Linked DNA regions of Homo sapiens: region 1 is linked to region 2. Evidence: read pairs that join two places in POLR2A ChIA-PET (ENCODE). Cell type or tissue: B cell. All regions are shown on one strand.

What was found. Peaks named below come from ENCODE experiments on the same cell type or tissue, not always from the same donor. Only the 100,000 strongest peaks of a DNase experiment are listed, where the experiment ranks them.
Region 1: POLR2A ChIA-PET joins it to region 2 with 14 read pairs; 2 of 35 experiments call an interaction of 5 or more read pairs at or near these places.

What each region holds. Positions count from the first base shown.
Region 1 is chr2:171,385,755-171,393,754 of GRCh38, forward strand. METTL8 (methyltransferase 8, tRNA N3-cytidine) reads right to left here. Exons shown (of 10, transcript NM_001321154.2): 2 at 6,289-6,443. The coding sequence starts at 6,431. Among named protein-coding and RNA genes, the nearest start is that of METTL8, 44 kb to the right of the region's middle. RefSeq lists enhancers at 610-1,194, 1,195-1,779. In B cell, no CTCF peak of the experiment used is centred here; a DNase peak (open chromatin) is centred at 4,201; H3K4me3 peaks cover 745 bases; H3K27ac peaks cover 2,661 bases.
Region 2 is chr2:171,116,858-171,124,857 of GRCh38, forward strand. It overlaps TLK1 (tousled like kinase 1), which reads right to left. Exons shown (of 21, transcript NM_012290.5): 2 at 882-1,000. It overlaps LOC124906092, which reads right to left. Exons shown (of 1, transcript XM_047446755.1): 1 at 5,349-8,000. The coding sequence starts at 7,115. The coding sequence ends at 6,618. Among named protein-coding and RNA genes, the nearest start is that of TLK1, 40 kb to the right of the region's middle. In B cell, no CTCF peak of the experiment used is centred here; no DNase peak of the experiment used is centred here; H3K27ac peaks cover 831 bases.

The DNA of each region.
Region 1 (8,000 bases), 270 kb after region 2:
GAGGTGAGAGGGAAAAGGAAGTGGTGCTGTTGATGCTCCAGGCCTCTATGCCTAATTCATTCAGGTCAGGTTTGCTTTTATCTTTTAAATCCTAGGATTCCATGTTAAAGCTTCACTTGAAAATAGTTCTGTTGCTAAAGAAAATTATAAAAACCACTGGACTGGATCAAGGGTTCCCAAACCTGGCTCCTCAACAGAATAACTAAAAGAGCCTTTTCAAGTTAGAAATTCCTGGGCCATACCTCTAGACCTACTGAAATAGTAACTCCCAGAAGGATTCTTGTGCAGCCAGCCCAAAGCTAGCCCGTGTGTTTGAGGAGTGCTGGACCAGATGATCCTTGCTTTCCTGAGTCTATGACAAAACAGAACTTAAATCAGTAGGCAAGAATCTCAGGCAAGAGAGCAGGTGGTAGCAGATGGAAAAAGAGAATATAGATAGCTAAATCACTAGGGTCTAATGAAGAAAACAAAAAAAATTGATAAATGAGGAGCTTGCCTAAGATCAGAAGTTGCTCTGGAGATTTAATTGCCTGGCAAAGGGCCCATTTTATCTCATAGCCTGTGATAACTATCCATATTGGTGATGGTAGTGAAAATGGTTTAATGGAGCAGCTGTCCAAAAAAGTATAATGTGAACTACATACGTAGTTTTAAAATTTCTAGTAGCCATGGTAAGGAAAAATGAAAATAAAGAGGTGAAACCAATTTTAAAAATATATTTTATTTAGGCCAGGCACAGTGGCTCACGCCTGTAATCCCAGTACTTTGGGAGTCCGAGGTAGGCAGTTCACCTGAGGTCAGGAGTGCGAGACCGGCCTGGCCAACACAGCGAAACCTTGTCTCTACAAAAAATACAAAAATTAGCTGGGCGTGGTGGCAATATGGAAGGGAAGAGTGTGGTCCCTTTAAATGATACAGAAGCGGGGAAGGGAAGCGCTACTTAGAGGAGGACGTGGTCCCTGGCTAGGGCTCCACCCACATGAACCTAGGTGAGGACAGGCATTTCCTGCCCAAATGTTGTATTTTCCCAAGACCGCCCTGGCCTGCCACGCCCCGATCCTATGCCTATAAACAATCCCCTCCCCCCAGACCCCAGCAGGCAGACACACAGGTGGCTGGACATGGCGAGAAGCACATCAGGAGGCACCAGCACACCAGCAGGCCACCCACCAGCAGAACGACATTTGGCTAGGGCAGCCAGAGGAGAGCCCAGTCCACCTAGCGGTCCGACTCCAGGGGAAAACCATCTCCCTTCTGACTCCCCAATCTGCTGAGAGCTACTTCCACTCAGTAAAACCTTGCACTCATTCTCCAAGCTCATAAGTGATCCGATTCTTCCCATACACCAAGGCAAGAACCCTGGGATACAGAAATCTGTCTTTACGATAAGGCAGGGGTATAACTGAGCTAACACAAGCTGCCTATGCATGGCTAAACTAAAAGAGCACCCTGTAACACGCGCTCACTGGGACTTCAGGAGCTGTAAACACTCACCCCTATACACTGTCATGGGGTAGGAGCCCCACAGCCTGCCCATCTGTATGCTCCCCTAGAGGTCTGAGCAGCGGGGCACTGAAGAAGTGAGCCACACCCCCATCGCACATCCAGCGAGGGGGACATAGGAGCTTTTTCCCTTTCAGTGGTGCATGTTTATAATCCCAGATACTCAGGAGGCTGAGGCAGGAGAATTGCTTGAACCTGGGAGGCAGAGGTTGCAGTGAGCTGAGATTGAATCACTGCACTCCAGCCAGGGCGACAGAGCGAGACTCTGTCTTATTTAAAAAAAATTAAAAAAAAAATTTTTTTTTAAATATATATATGTATGTATGTGCATATATATATAATTTAATTGCATATATCCAAATTTTCATTCACTTTTAACATATAATTCAATATAAAAATTGAGATTGTTTACCTTATTTTTTGTACTAAGTTTTTAAAATTTTACAGTACATCTCAATTCAGCCCAGTTATTAATATATTTCAAGTGCTGAATAACCACCTGTGGCTAGTGACTACCATATTGTATAGTGTAGAACTAATTAATTAAAAAATCAATGTATTCCCTTTCAAAATTGAGATTCGGTTGCAATAAAAACATAAAAAGCCCATGAATCACCTTCCTAGCCCCAGAGATGCTGTTCCAGAGGCTAGTCTGATAACAATTTTGTCTGCAGATATCATGCCCAACTTGACTTCTTCAGCTCTGACCACTCTCCCTCTTCCCAGCAGCAGTGTCTGCGTGCTGGACATTTACACCTGAATGTCCTGCTCACAAAGCCTATTATTCAAAATGTCTAAAACCAAATTAACCATCTTTCTTCCAAAATAAAACAAATACATTTACCTCTTGATTTTCCTATTTCTATCAGTTACTTAAGATCAAAACTTCAGAGTCAACTTCTTCCTTTTTCTTTACTCTGCACAAGCACCAAATTCTGTTTATTCTTCTGTCACGATCTCTTGCTCACTGGCCCTTTTCTGCTTCTAATTCTTCCTGCTGATCAGTCTAGCATGGTGTTACCAAATATATACACTTAATACACTAAATATAATGTCATTTATTTATCTTCAGTGGCTCTATAATGCCTTATACTTCAGCTATGAATTCAGGACCATGCACATCTTAAACCTACCCCCCATCTGGCCTATGTCATTCCAACCTTATCTTTCACCAATCTCCTAGAAAAGCCTTTCTTAAGGCAAACTATCCTATCCTCTATCTCATGAAAATGCCTTATATTTCCTCATCTCAGTGCTTTATGATTTTCTATCCACCTAGAATGCCCTTATTTCAGTTTACCTATTCAAAGCATTAATTCAACAATATTTGTGTGTCAGGCATTGTGCTATGTACTGCAGGCAATATAAATACAGGCATATCTTGTATAATTATGCTTTGCTTGATCACACTTCACAGCTATTGCATTTTTTACAAATTGAAGGTTTGTGGCAACCCTGCATTGAGCAAGTCTATTGGCACCATTTCTCCAACAGCATGTGCTCATTTCATGTCTCTGTTACATTTTGGTAATTCTTGCAATATTTCAAACTATTTCATTATTATTATATCTGTTATGAGCTGTGATCAGTGATCTTTGATGTTACTATTGTAATTGTTTTAGAGTACCATGAACCATATCCATATAAAACAGCTAATTTAATTGATAAATGTTATGTGTGTTCTGACTGCTCCACTGACCTGGCTTTCCCTGTCTATTTCCCTCTCCTCAGGTTCCCCTACTCCCTGAGACAAAACAATAATGAAATGAGGCCAGTTGATTACCCTACAATGGCCTCTACGTGTTCAAATGAAAGGAATAGTTATATATATCTCATTTTAAATCAAAAGCTAGAAAAGATTAAGCTTAGTGAGGAAGGCCTTTTGCAAGCTGAGATAGGACAAAACCTAGGCCTCTAGCACTAGTCAACTTGTGAAATGCAAAGGAAAAGTTCTTAAAGGAAATTAAAGATGCTACTCCAGGTTGAGTGCTATGGCTCACACCTGTAATCCCAGCACTTTGGGAGGCTGAGTTGGAAAGATCACTTGAGCTCAGGAGTTCAAGGCCAGCCTGGGCAACATGGTGAAACCCCATCTCTACAAAAAATACAAAAATTAGCCAGGCATGGCAGTGAATGCCTATAGTCCCAGCTACTTGGGAGGCTGAGGCCAGAGAATCACTTGACCCAGGTGAAGGTTCAGTGAACCGTGACCACACCACTGCACTCCAGCTTGGGTGACAGAGTCTCCCTGTCTCACAAAAAAAAAAAAAAAAAAAAAAAAAAAAATGCTGCTCCAGTGAATACATGAATGAAAAGAAAGTGAAATAGCATTACTGATATGGAGAAAGGTTTAGTGGTCTGCATAAAAGATAAAACCAGCCACAATATTCCCATAAGCCAAAGCCTAATCCAGAGCAAGGCCCTAACTTTCTTTGACTCTATGAAGGCTCACAGAGATGAGGTAGCTGCAGAAGAAAAGTGAAGCTAGTGGAGGTTGGTTCATGAGGTTTAAGGAAAGAAGACATCTCCATAGCATAAAAGTACAAAGCAAAGCAGTAAGTGCTGATGGAGAAGCTGTAGCATCGAGTTATCCAGAAGATCCAGCTAAGATCACTGATGAAGGTGGTTACACTAAAAAACAAACTTTCAATGTAAATAAAACAGCTTTCTATTGGAAGAAGATGTCATCTAAGACTTTCATAGCCAGAAAGGAGAAGTCAATGCCTGGCTTCAAAGCTTCAAAGGACAGGCTGACTCTCCTGTTAAGGGCTAAGGCAGTTGGTGACTTTAAGTTGAAGCCAGTGCTTATTTACTATTCCCAAAATCCTAGGGCCCTTAAAAATTATACTGAATCTACTCTGCCTATACTCTATAAATGAAACAACAAAGCCTGGATGACAACACATCTGTTTATAGCATGGTTTACTGAATGTTTTAAGCCCACTGTGGAGACCTAATGCTCAGAAAAAAGAATTCCTTGCAAAATACTACTGCTCACTGACAATATACCTTGTCACTCCAGAGTTCTGATGGAAATGTACAAGGATATTAATGTTGCTTTCATGCCAACTAACACAATATCCATTCTGCAGCCCTTGGATCAAGAAGTAATTTCAACTTTCAAGTCTTATTTAAGAACTACATTTCGTAAAGCTATAGCTGCCATAAATAGTAATTCCTCTAGTGGATCTGGGCAAAGTAAACTGAAAACACTCTGGAAAGGATTCACCAATCTACATGCCATTAAGAACATTTGTGATTCATGGGAGGAGGTCAAAATAATAACATCAATAGGAGTTTGGAAGAAGTTGATTCTAATGGATGATAAGGGGTTCAAGACTTCAGTGGAAAAAGTAACGGCAGATATGGTGGAAACAGCAAGAGAACTAGAATTAAAAGTGGGGCCTAAAGATTTAGTCTGAATTGCTGCAATCTCATGATAAAACTTGAACAGATGAGGAGTTCCTTTGTAGGGATGAGCAAAGAAAGTAGTTTCTTGAGATGGAATCTACTTGGGGTGAAGACAGTGTGAACACTGTGGAAATCACAACAAAGAATTTAGACATAATTTAGACAACAAAGAATTTAGACATAATTTAGACAACAAAGAATTTAGACAAAATTCTAAATATTAAACAAAATATTTAGAATATTACATACACTTAGTTGATAAAACAGTGGCAGGATCTGTGAGGACTGACTGATTTTGAAAGTTCTACTGTAGGTAAAATGCTATCAAACAGCATCACATGCTACAGAGAAATCTTTCATGAAAGGGAGAGTCAGTTGATGATGCAAACTCCATTGTTGTCTTATTTTAAGAAACTGCCACAGCCACTCCAACCACCACCCTGATCAGTCAGCAGCCATCAACACTGAGGTAAGACCCTCTGCCAACAAAAAGATTATGACTCACTGAAGGCTCAGATGACTGTTAGCATTTTTTAGCAAGAAATTACTTTTTAATTAGGTTTGTACACTGTTTTCTTAGACATAATGCTATTGTACACTTAAGAGACTACAGTATAGTGTAAACATAACTTTTATATGCACTGGGAAACCAAAAAAATTGTGTGACTCACTTTATTGCAATATTTGCTTTACTGCAGTGGTCTCAACCAAACCTACAACATTTCTGAGGTGTGCCTGTAATCGTAATCTCAGTTTCCCTCACTTTAAGAAATCTTTCTGACTATGCCCAAACAGAAGTGTTTTTGCATTACTGAGTTGTTCTCATATGGCATATAGTCTGTAACACTCATTGAGCCCTCACAATTTACTGCCTTGTAGGGGTAATTATCAGCTTTTTCTGTAAATATCTATCTTTCCAAATAGGGTGGATTCCCTGAAAGCATAGACGAGAATCATACCAATATGATCTCCCTGGTGCTCAGTAAGACACAGGTACTGATCTGCATTTGCTGGATGACAAGTATGAAAAAGAGGGAAGGAACTGTGGAGCAGGAGGAGGGCCCCACCTAGGAAAGAATCCTCACCCCCACCCAGTGACAGCAGGCAAATCAGGATCAGAGGTAAGTAGGAAGGGCCTGCAAGAACTCCAAGGCTACTAAAAGCATATGGAAAGTTTCACTCTTCCAATTCCATTTGCAATGAAATTCAGAATCAGCAACACTTAAGTCAGGATCGGTTACCCTAGCTTTTGGACCTCTACAACATGAGTTAGGTCATCAGCTTTAAAAACCCTTTCTTAATTCTAAATGAAAATAATACCACTGGTGATATTTAAGAAACACACATAATATCAGATTTAAAAAGAAAACTCACCACATGTTGTGTTCAAAAACTTTGGCTGGGTCAGTTAAAATCCTTGATCCCAGAGGGGCCACTGGGTGGTAACCACTTTGGTATCTGTGTGGCACCTTTCCTAGCCTTAGACAAGAAATGGAATTTCTCCAAATCATATTCATCCTAAGCAGTACCTAAAAAGTTACAAATGATTAATTAGTCAACATAGATTAAACAGTGTATTGTTTATCTAATACCCAAAACCTGGTTCTAAAGGTTTTCAATCTGAGAATGCACATGAAAACTAGAAACTTTTTAATGAAAGATGAGCATAACAGCTTCTCTCCTGAAGTATATTCAGGCCAAGAGATGGGAGAGAAATATTTAGGGTGGGCAACACTGGCTGGCATTTTTTTGAAGCCATAGCCTTGACCAACTTTGCTTTGTTCGATATTTTATTTGCTTATTTAATTTTTAGCACATGATCAAAGCATGTCTGAATTTGTGTACTAAAGACAGATTTTTTTTAAAGTAATTTTATTTTTTGGGGGGTAATTCTAGGAAAATATATTTCTAGGAAATATTTTGTGACCACTAGACAAAAATCCCAAGTATGGCAGAAGAATAAGAAAACAAACCTGTAACTCTCATTCTCCGTGCTGAACTGAATAATATGAAAATCAGTCAAATAAATAAATATTAAGACAGAATCTTAGCAATTATTAATTCTAACAATCCTGTATACATATATTTTTAAGAATAGTCAGTAATATGGATGCAAAATAGATTTTCCTGAACAAAATGCATGCTTTGCCAGGCATGGTGGCTCATGCCTGTAATCCCAGCACTTTGGCAGGCCGAGGCAGGTGGGTCACTTGAGGTCAGGAGTTCGAGACCAGCCTGGCCAACATAGGAAAACCCCATCTTTACTAAAAATACAAAAAAAAAAAAAATTATCCAGGAGTGATGTGAATTCCTGTAATCCCAGCTACTTGGAGGCTGAGGCAAGAGAATCGCTTGAACCCAGGAGGCGGAGATTGCAGTGAGCCGAGATTGTGTCATTGCACTCCCGCCTGGGCAACAGAATAAGACTCTGTCTCAAAACAAACAAAACAAAACAAAAATGCATGCTTAAGGCCAGCTGCAGTGGCTCATGCCTATAATCCCAACATTTTGGGAGGCCAAGGTGAGAGAGTTACTTGAGTCCAAGAGTTAGAGACCAGCCTGGGCAACATAGTGAGACCGTTTCTTCAAAAAATAAAAAAAAATTAGGGGTGATGGTGCACATCTGTGGTTCCAGCTACACGAGAGGCCAAGCCTAGAGGCTGAAGCTGTAGTGAGCCATGATCATGCCACTGCATTCCAGCCTGGGTCATAGAGCAAGACTCTGTCTTATAAAAAAGCAAAAAAAAAAAAAAAAAAGCATGCTTATACCCTAGCTCAAGAGGAGAATCATCTGCTGATTAGCCCAAATCCATCTCCATTTCTGGAAGAATAACAAGCATTTAAAGAGTATGTCATCTTAATTATGTACTTGTAAATATGTCACTTTAAAATCTTTATGGAAAAGTATTAAAAAGAAGCTCTAAGGTGCTTACTTTTTCCAATAAGAAACCATTGTAATACTGCTTGACATTTCAGTTGTTCATCACAACATTCAGCCTAATGCTGTCAGCTGTCAGGTGGAAACAGATGCTAAAAGGTGTGTGTATGTAATATGCATCACAGATCATTGGAGGTGCTATTAGGCG
Region 2 (8,000 bases):
CAACTGTTCTGAATAGCAACCTTGTATTTATCCAATTTCAGTCTATACATACCCTATGATCTAGCAATTGTACTCTTGGGAAAACATCCTAAATAAATGGTCACAAAGGTCCATAAGAGCCCAAGTACATGAAAACTCATCACAGTTTGAGGTAGACAATCTGGGTCTATCACTGAAAGGCTGAACACAGCAATACCTAATCTTTTTGGCACCCAGGATCAGTTTCATGGAAGACAATTTTTCCATGAAAAAAGAGGGAAGGTGGAGGTTGGGTGGGGAATAGTTTAGAGATGAAACTGTTCTACCTCATATCAGGCATTAGATTCTCATAAGGAGTGCACAACCTGGATCCCTTGCATGTGCACAGTTCACAATAGAGTTCATGCTCCTATGAGAATCTAACGCTGCTGAATCAAACAGGTGGAGCTCAGGCAGTAATGCTCACTCTCCTGCCGCTCACCTCCTGCTGTGTGGCCGGTTACTAACAGGACTGGTACTGGTCCTTGGCCCAGGGGTTGAGGACTCCTGGCCTAAAAGATATACACTATTAAAGTTTTATGCAGCAGTTAGAAACTGTGGATTAGATGTACAGATAGGACCATGGATAATAAGGGCAGGAAGGATAAGAAACTACATAGTGGGAGACAGGCAGTACAATCTACCAAACTCCTTTTTATCCCTGAAACATATTATGCTGTATTATAATGCCCCTGAAATATGGTATACTACATTAAAAACGCATTTATGAACACTGATCTTATTCTACACATTATAAAAGTTACATTTGCTGTTAAGCACGTTATGTAGGAATCCTTTACATACTATTTTAGATCATTTAATAGAAAGAAAGACTGTCAAATAAAGATGAGAATTTTGCTCACTTTAGCTCCAACACTGCAACTGCCCGTACTTCCAGTGCTCCCACTTGCAACTCCAGTAAATCTAGCTTCCAATAACTCTTGCCTTCTTGGATCCAGACTATGAAGCTCATCCATTGCACCTATTAAGAAAAAAAAATATATATGTACACATATATATGTGTGTATACTTTATACTTACACACACAAATATATATATGTGATTAGTTAAGATGTTAAAAATTTAGGAATGAATGCTACAAGCAGACGAAATTGAGAGACTTTATTTTTAAATGTACACATCAACTTATCAAAACATCCTACAATGGATTTCCAACACTTTTGGCTGCAACTCACAGAAGAAATATATTTTCCATCTAATTTAGTACACAGTTACAAACATTCATATATTTAAAAGTTTCACAGAATACCAAATCTTACTGCAATGCAGTAGTAAGAGTCCTGTACAACATCTATTTTCTAGCCTATCCTAGTCCACTTAAAAAAGAGTGAGGTGACACTAGTAAATAGCAATTAAATTGATTTCATAAACCAACAATGGACCATGGGTCCATAGTTTAAAAAATACTACTCTCCTAATGTAATCTCCCTATTCTGAGCATACCCAGAATTGTAACTATGCGACATTACCACTTAATTATTTTGTTTATGTATATCTTATATAACTAACTACATTTTAAACTATAAAGAACTGTTTTATTATTGTCACAATCCTTAAGATTTTTTGTACGGTTGATAGTTTTAAGTTTCCATCAGGTAAATGAAACACAAACACGTTTACCACACACACAGATGACTGAAGTAACACTTACTAGTATTAAACCACCTTGAAAATTAAGGGGAAAAATTTAACACCCTGATGTTATTGTTATTATGCAGACTAAAGCACTCCAAATTCTAGATGAAGTTCAAACAAAAATTACTTTATCTATGTCTGCTAATTCTCTTCTAACAAAAACCCCAGAAGTGACATAAATGAATGGCTCTCAAAGGGAGCAGGTAAGGATATTACCAGAATCCAGAATGACTTGGGGAACATTTTTGAACTATACTAGCCCCTTCCACACATCCTGACATTCCTCTCCTAAAGGTTAACAACTACTCCTATAGATCTTATCTTTTGAAATTCCCTTTCTTACTTTTTATCCTCACCTGGACAGAGGACTAGATGGATGGTGGCCACTCTTTCATGCTTATTTGGATCCCTGTACCTGAAAATACACCTTCCTCTGTCTACTTCTTCTAGCTCAAAAAAAGAGGTAAATCCCTCTAAAAAGCTAAAGCCTTTAACACTTGCTTTTGACCTCACTCCTTCTTGACATCCAAGAAATCTTGTATTCACAAGTACCCTACCTCTCTGGCATCTACTCACTCCTTGTCTCCTTCTGCCCTCACTTATGTCTTTTTAGAAGTCTACCTTAGCCTCAATTTTACTGTACTACCATTTAATTCTTCCCTTAAACTGGTTTATAACCATATCATCCTTAGTATCATCAATGCTTCCATTTTTTCTCTTCCTGCTATTACATCAGAAACTGTATATTATTCCTTTATTGAGAGGAAAAACCAAAGCAAAAACATAAACAGTTCTAGTTTTCATAATTCAGCCACACCTGTTCCCCCCACCACCTTCTTGTTCTCTCTTAACTGCAAATATTCCCCATGGCCTTCTGTTTTCTTTTCAGATCTCCTTTGGCTTCAAACATGATTCTCAAATCACACACCTATTATATGCCAGGTCTGCCAAGTCTTAAGCCTGGCACTGAAACTTAAAATCTACTGAAGTTTTGCTTTATAAAAAACTATCAATCCTTCCCTGGCACAGGACTATTTTGAAAACATTAAATCACATTTTTAAAATAAGAATATGGTACTGGCATAAAGACAGACATATATATAGAGCAATGGGATAAAACAGGGAGACCAGAAAATAAACCCTCACGTGAAATGATTTTCAGTAAGAACACCAACACCATTTAGTGGAGAAAGATCAGTCTTTTCAACAAATGGTGCAGGGAAAACTGGATATCCACATGCAAATAAATTGAGTTGGATCCTTACTTTAACCATATAAAAAAATTAACTCAAAATGGATCAAATGCCTGAATATAAGACCTAAAACTTTCTAACTCTTAGAAGAAAACATATGGATAAAGCTTCATGGCACTGAATTTAGCAATGGTTTCTTTGATCTAACACCAAAAGCACAGGCAACTAAAGAAAAAATAGGGCCAGGTGCAGTGGCTCATGCCTGAAATCCCAGCACTTTGGGAGGCCAAGGCCGGCAGATCACTTGAGGTCAGCAGTTCGAGACTAGCCTGGCCAACATCTCTACTAAACGTCTCTACTAAAAATACAAAAAAATTAGCCGAGCGTGGTGGTGTGTGCCTGTAATCTCAGCTACTCAGGAGGCTGAGGCAAGAGAATCACCTGAACCCAGGAGGCAAAGGCTGCAGTGAATCGAGGTCGTACCACTGCACTCCAGCCTGGGCGACAGAGTGAGACTCCGTCAGAAAAAAAAAAAAAAAAAAAAAAAAGGAAGGAAGGAAAATAGGTAAGTTGGACTTCATCAAAATTAAAAACTTTTGTGCCTAAAAGGACACAATCAACAGAGTGAGACGGCAACCCACAGAATGGAAAAAATATCTGAAAATTATATATCTGATAAAGGATTGATATCCAGAATATATAAAGAACTTCTACAACTCAATAACAAAAAAAACCCAATTAAAAAATGGGCAAAAGACTGGAATACAAATTTTTCCAAAGAAGATATGCAAATGACCAATAAGCACATGAAAAGATGCTCAACATTAATCATGAGGGAAATGCAAATCAAAATCACGGTGAGACACCACTTCATACCCATTAGGATGGCTGTTATCAAAAACTAAAACCCCAAATATACAAGTGCTAGTGAGGATGTGGAGAAATTGGAATCCTTGTGCATCGCTGGTGGGAACATAAAATGGTGCGGCCACTGTGCAAAACAGTATAGCGGTTCCTCAAAAAATGAAACACTGAATTACCATATGATCCAGCAATTTCACTTCTGAGTATATAACCAATACAAGCGAAAGCAATGGCTCAAACAGGTATTTGTACAAACACATTTACAGCAGCATTATTCACATTAGCCTAAAGGTAGAAGCAATCCAAGTGGCCATCAACAGATGAATGGATAAACAAAATGTGGTATCTACATACAATGGAATATTATTCAGCCTGAAAAATGAAGAAAATATGGGTGCATGCTACAACACGGAGATCTCCGAAGATATGCTAAGTAAAATAAGCCAGTCACAAAAGGTGGTTGCCAGGGGCTGGGGGTGTGGTGGAATGGGAGGTTAGTATTTAATGGGTACAGAGTTTCAGCTGAGGAAGACAGAAAATTTCTACAGATGAATAGTGGTGATGGTAGCACAGTATGAATGTACTTAATACCACTGAACTTTACATTTAAAAATAGTTAACATGGTAAATTTTATATTTTGCCACAATTTAAAAAAAAATAATTAGATGTCGCGGCGCCTGCCTATAATCCCAGCACTTTGGGAGCCCAAGGCAAAGAGAATCACTTGAGTCCAGGAGTTCAAGATCAGCCTGAGCAACGTGGCAAAACCCTGTCTCTACAAAAAATACAAAAATTAGCTGGGTGTGGCAGTGAGCATCTGTAATTCCAGCTACTAAGGAGCTGAGGTGGGAGGACTGCTTGAGCCCAGGAGGTCGAGGCTGCAGTGAGCCAAGATTGCACCACTGCACTCCACGCTGGGTGACACAGCGAGAACCTGTCTCAAATAATACTTACAAGTTCTTAATTCAATAAATTGGACTTCATCAAAAATTTAAAATGGTGCTAGTTCAAAAGAACATGGTTACAAAATGAAAAGGTAAACAACAGATTGGAAGAAAACATTTATAAAGCATGTATGTGCTATATACTATGCCTACTCTTTGACTTGATAACTGGTTGATGGCACACTGAAATTTACCATGGAAGATGAGGGCATGGGGCCCTGCTTTGACCTAGATCAGTAAATAATAATATATTTTGTTTCCTATTGTTTTTCCCAGATATATAGCTTCCTCTAGGACCTCAACCCTCTTCATGAGGTCTTACAGGAAATTAGGCACCCAAGAACAAATGGGTTTCTAACCAAAAACTCTTAAAAGCACAATCTCTCCTTAATTCTTAACACCTTCTAATTACTTTTTGTTTGTTTGTTTTTTGAGACGCAGTCTCACTCTGTCACCAGGCTGGAGTGTAGTGGTGCAATCTTGGCTCACTGCAACCTCCACCTCCTGGGTTCAAGCGATTCTCCTGCCTCAGACTCCTGAGTGGCTGGGACTACAGGTGCTCACCACCACGCCCAGCTAATTTTTGTATTTTTAGTGAAGACGGGGTTTCACCATGTTGGCCAGGATGCACCATGTTGGCCAGGATGGTCTCGATCTCTTGACCTCGTGAATTACACACCTCAGCCTCCCAAAGTGCTGGGATTACAGGCGTGAGCCACCGCACCCGGCCCTAATAAGATATTTTAAAGAGGCAATATACTCAAGAGCCCCTGGTGTAATTCCTGGCACATAATAGGTGCTTAGCAAATGTTAATCCTAAACAGTAGAGCCTTGCTACTTAAACTACAGTGCATGAGCCCAGCAGCAACTGTATCACCAAGATGCTTATAAGAAATGCAAAATCATGGGTTCCTCCACAAACCGACCACACCAGAATCTGCATCTTAACAAGATCCCCAGTAATTACTATATACATTCATGTTTCAGAAGTACTTCTGTAGAACACAGATCTGTAACTTTTTCTGTAAAGGGCCCAGTCACAAATATTTTAGTCTTTGCTGGCCAACAGGCAAAATCATATAGATACTTACATAACAAGACAGAAACAATTTTTTTTTTTTTTTGGAGACACTCTGTCGCCCAGGCTGGATACAGAAACAATTTCCAAAAACTTTTTATTGACAAAATCCAAGATACAATAATGAGTATAATATTTTATAATAGGCCAGGTGCAGTGGCTCACATCTATAATCCCAGCACGTTGGGAGACTGAGGAGGGCGGATCACTTAAGGTCAGGAGTTCAAGACCAGCCTGGCCAACATGGTGAAACCCCATCTCTACTAAAAACACAAAAATTAGCCAGGTGTGGTGGCGGATGCCTGTAATCCCAGCTACTTAGGAGGCTGAGGCACAAGAATCACTTGAACCCAGGAGGTAGAGGTTGCAGTGAGCCGAGATCACACCACTTCACTCCAGCCTGGGTGACAAGAGAAGACCCTATATGAAAAAATAAATAAATAAATACACACACACACACACACACACACACACACTTCTTTTTTTAATAAAAGTTTGCTAATGAAAAGAATGAAATTCTTTTTGAGAAGATAGCACCTCACTTAATTGGGGTTTCCTATCATCAAAATCTACTACAAATACTCATCTGTTAAATTTTGTTTTGAGACGGAGTCTTGCTCTGTTGCCCAGCCTGAAGTGCAGTGGCACAATCTCGGCTCACTACAACCTCCACCGCCCAGGTTCAAGAGATTCTCCCACCTCAGCCTCCCAAGTAGCCGGGATTACAGGCACATGCCACCATGCCTGGCTAATTTTTGTAATTTTTTTTTTAGTAGAAACAGGGTTTCACCATGTTGGCCAAGCTGTTTTTGAACTCCTAATCTCAAGTGATCAGCCCACCTGTGCCTCCTAAAGTGCTGGGATTACAGGCATGAGCCACCACGCCTGGCCTCATCTGTTAATACTGATCTGCAGGCTAAACGCAGTGGCTCACGTCTGTAATCACAACACTTTGGGAGGCCAAGACAGGTGGATTGTTTGAGCCCAAGAGTCCGAGACCAGCCTGGGCAACATAGGGAGACCCTGTCTCTACAAAAATTAAAAAAATAAAACCTAAGGTGTGGTGGTATGCACCTATGGTCGCAGCTACTCAGGAGGCTGAGGTAGGAGAAGCGCTTGGGGCCAGGAGATACAGGCTTGCAGTGAGTCATGATTGTGCCACTGTACTCCAGCCTGGGCGCAGAATGAGAGCACTTTTGCTTAAAAACAAACAAACAAAAAAACACTGATCTGTAATGAGACTGTATGTATTTGTCTTTGAAAATGTCTTTTAACAGAAACAGATATTGCCAAATATTGATATTAACCCACAAGCATGATTTTAATTGAGCATATTCATTACTGGGAAGGCAGTTATCCATTGGTTCTTCATTTGATATTTGCCTTTCAGTATGTCATCACAGTGCAGATTAATTACTTCCAATTCAAGGTTAGGTAGAAAGTTTCTCCACTACAAAATTAAACAAATTTTTGAAATATGGAACTTTCTGTGCATTTGTGTCAACTTCTGAAAAATGCTGTGGGAACTATAGTTTGAGACTAGAAAATACGTCCACTCATATTTATGTGGGAATGACAATCTAACTTCTTTGACAGCTTGAGAAATATATAAAGCAGCCTGAAATTATTTGGGATTTGAATATCAGTTGCCACTGAAATGACTTTACCACATTCTTTCAAATATAGACACTATTTTGCCTTGAAATCTTAGGTTAAATTCATTTTAAAAACATTACTCAATCTTCACAAAAAGCTAATTTCCAAAGCTAATTAGTATTTAATAGCAGTTGAGGGCAGTTCTCTTTATTAAAAAAATTTCAATCTCAGCCTTTAGCTCAAACAATTGTGAAAATATACTTTACCACTTCTAAGCCAGTCAGGATATTTGTCCTGTTTCTAACAAAAATTAATGCAGCTGATGCTAGTTAAGTCCAAAAGAGCAAACTGACTTCACAGTTGACAGTACTGATTCAGTAACACACATGGATAGATGGAAATATTTTCTGCAAAGTATCTGCCAATGAATAACAATGAATAACCATAAACTATGAACTCCTCAGTTTTACAAGCTTTGTAAATTACTCCAACTAAGCCTTTTGCTGCTCCGTATGTATTCTATCACCACCGCTTGCAGCACATCCTTACAGATTCCACTTCAGATTGTACTTAGTGTTTTCTCAGCTTTGAAAATATTCTTGCCTGTAGTTGTTCTGCACAGGCTATTCAGAGGCCAACTTTTCTGCCAC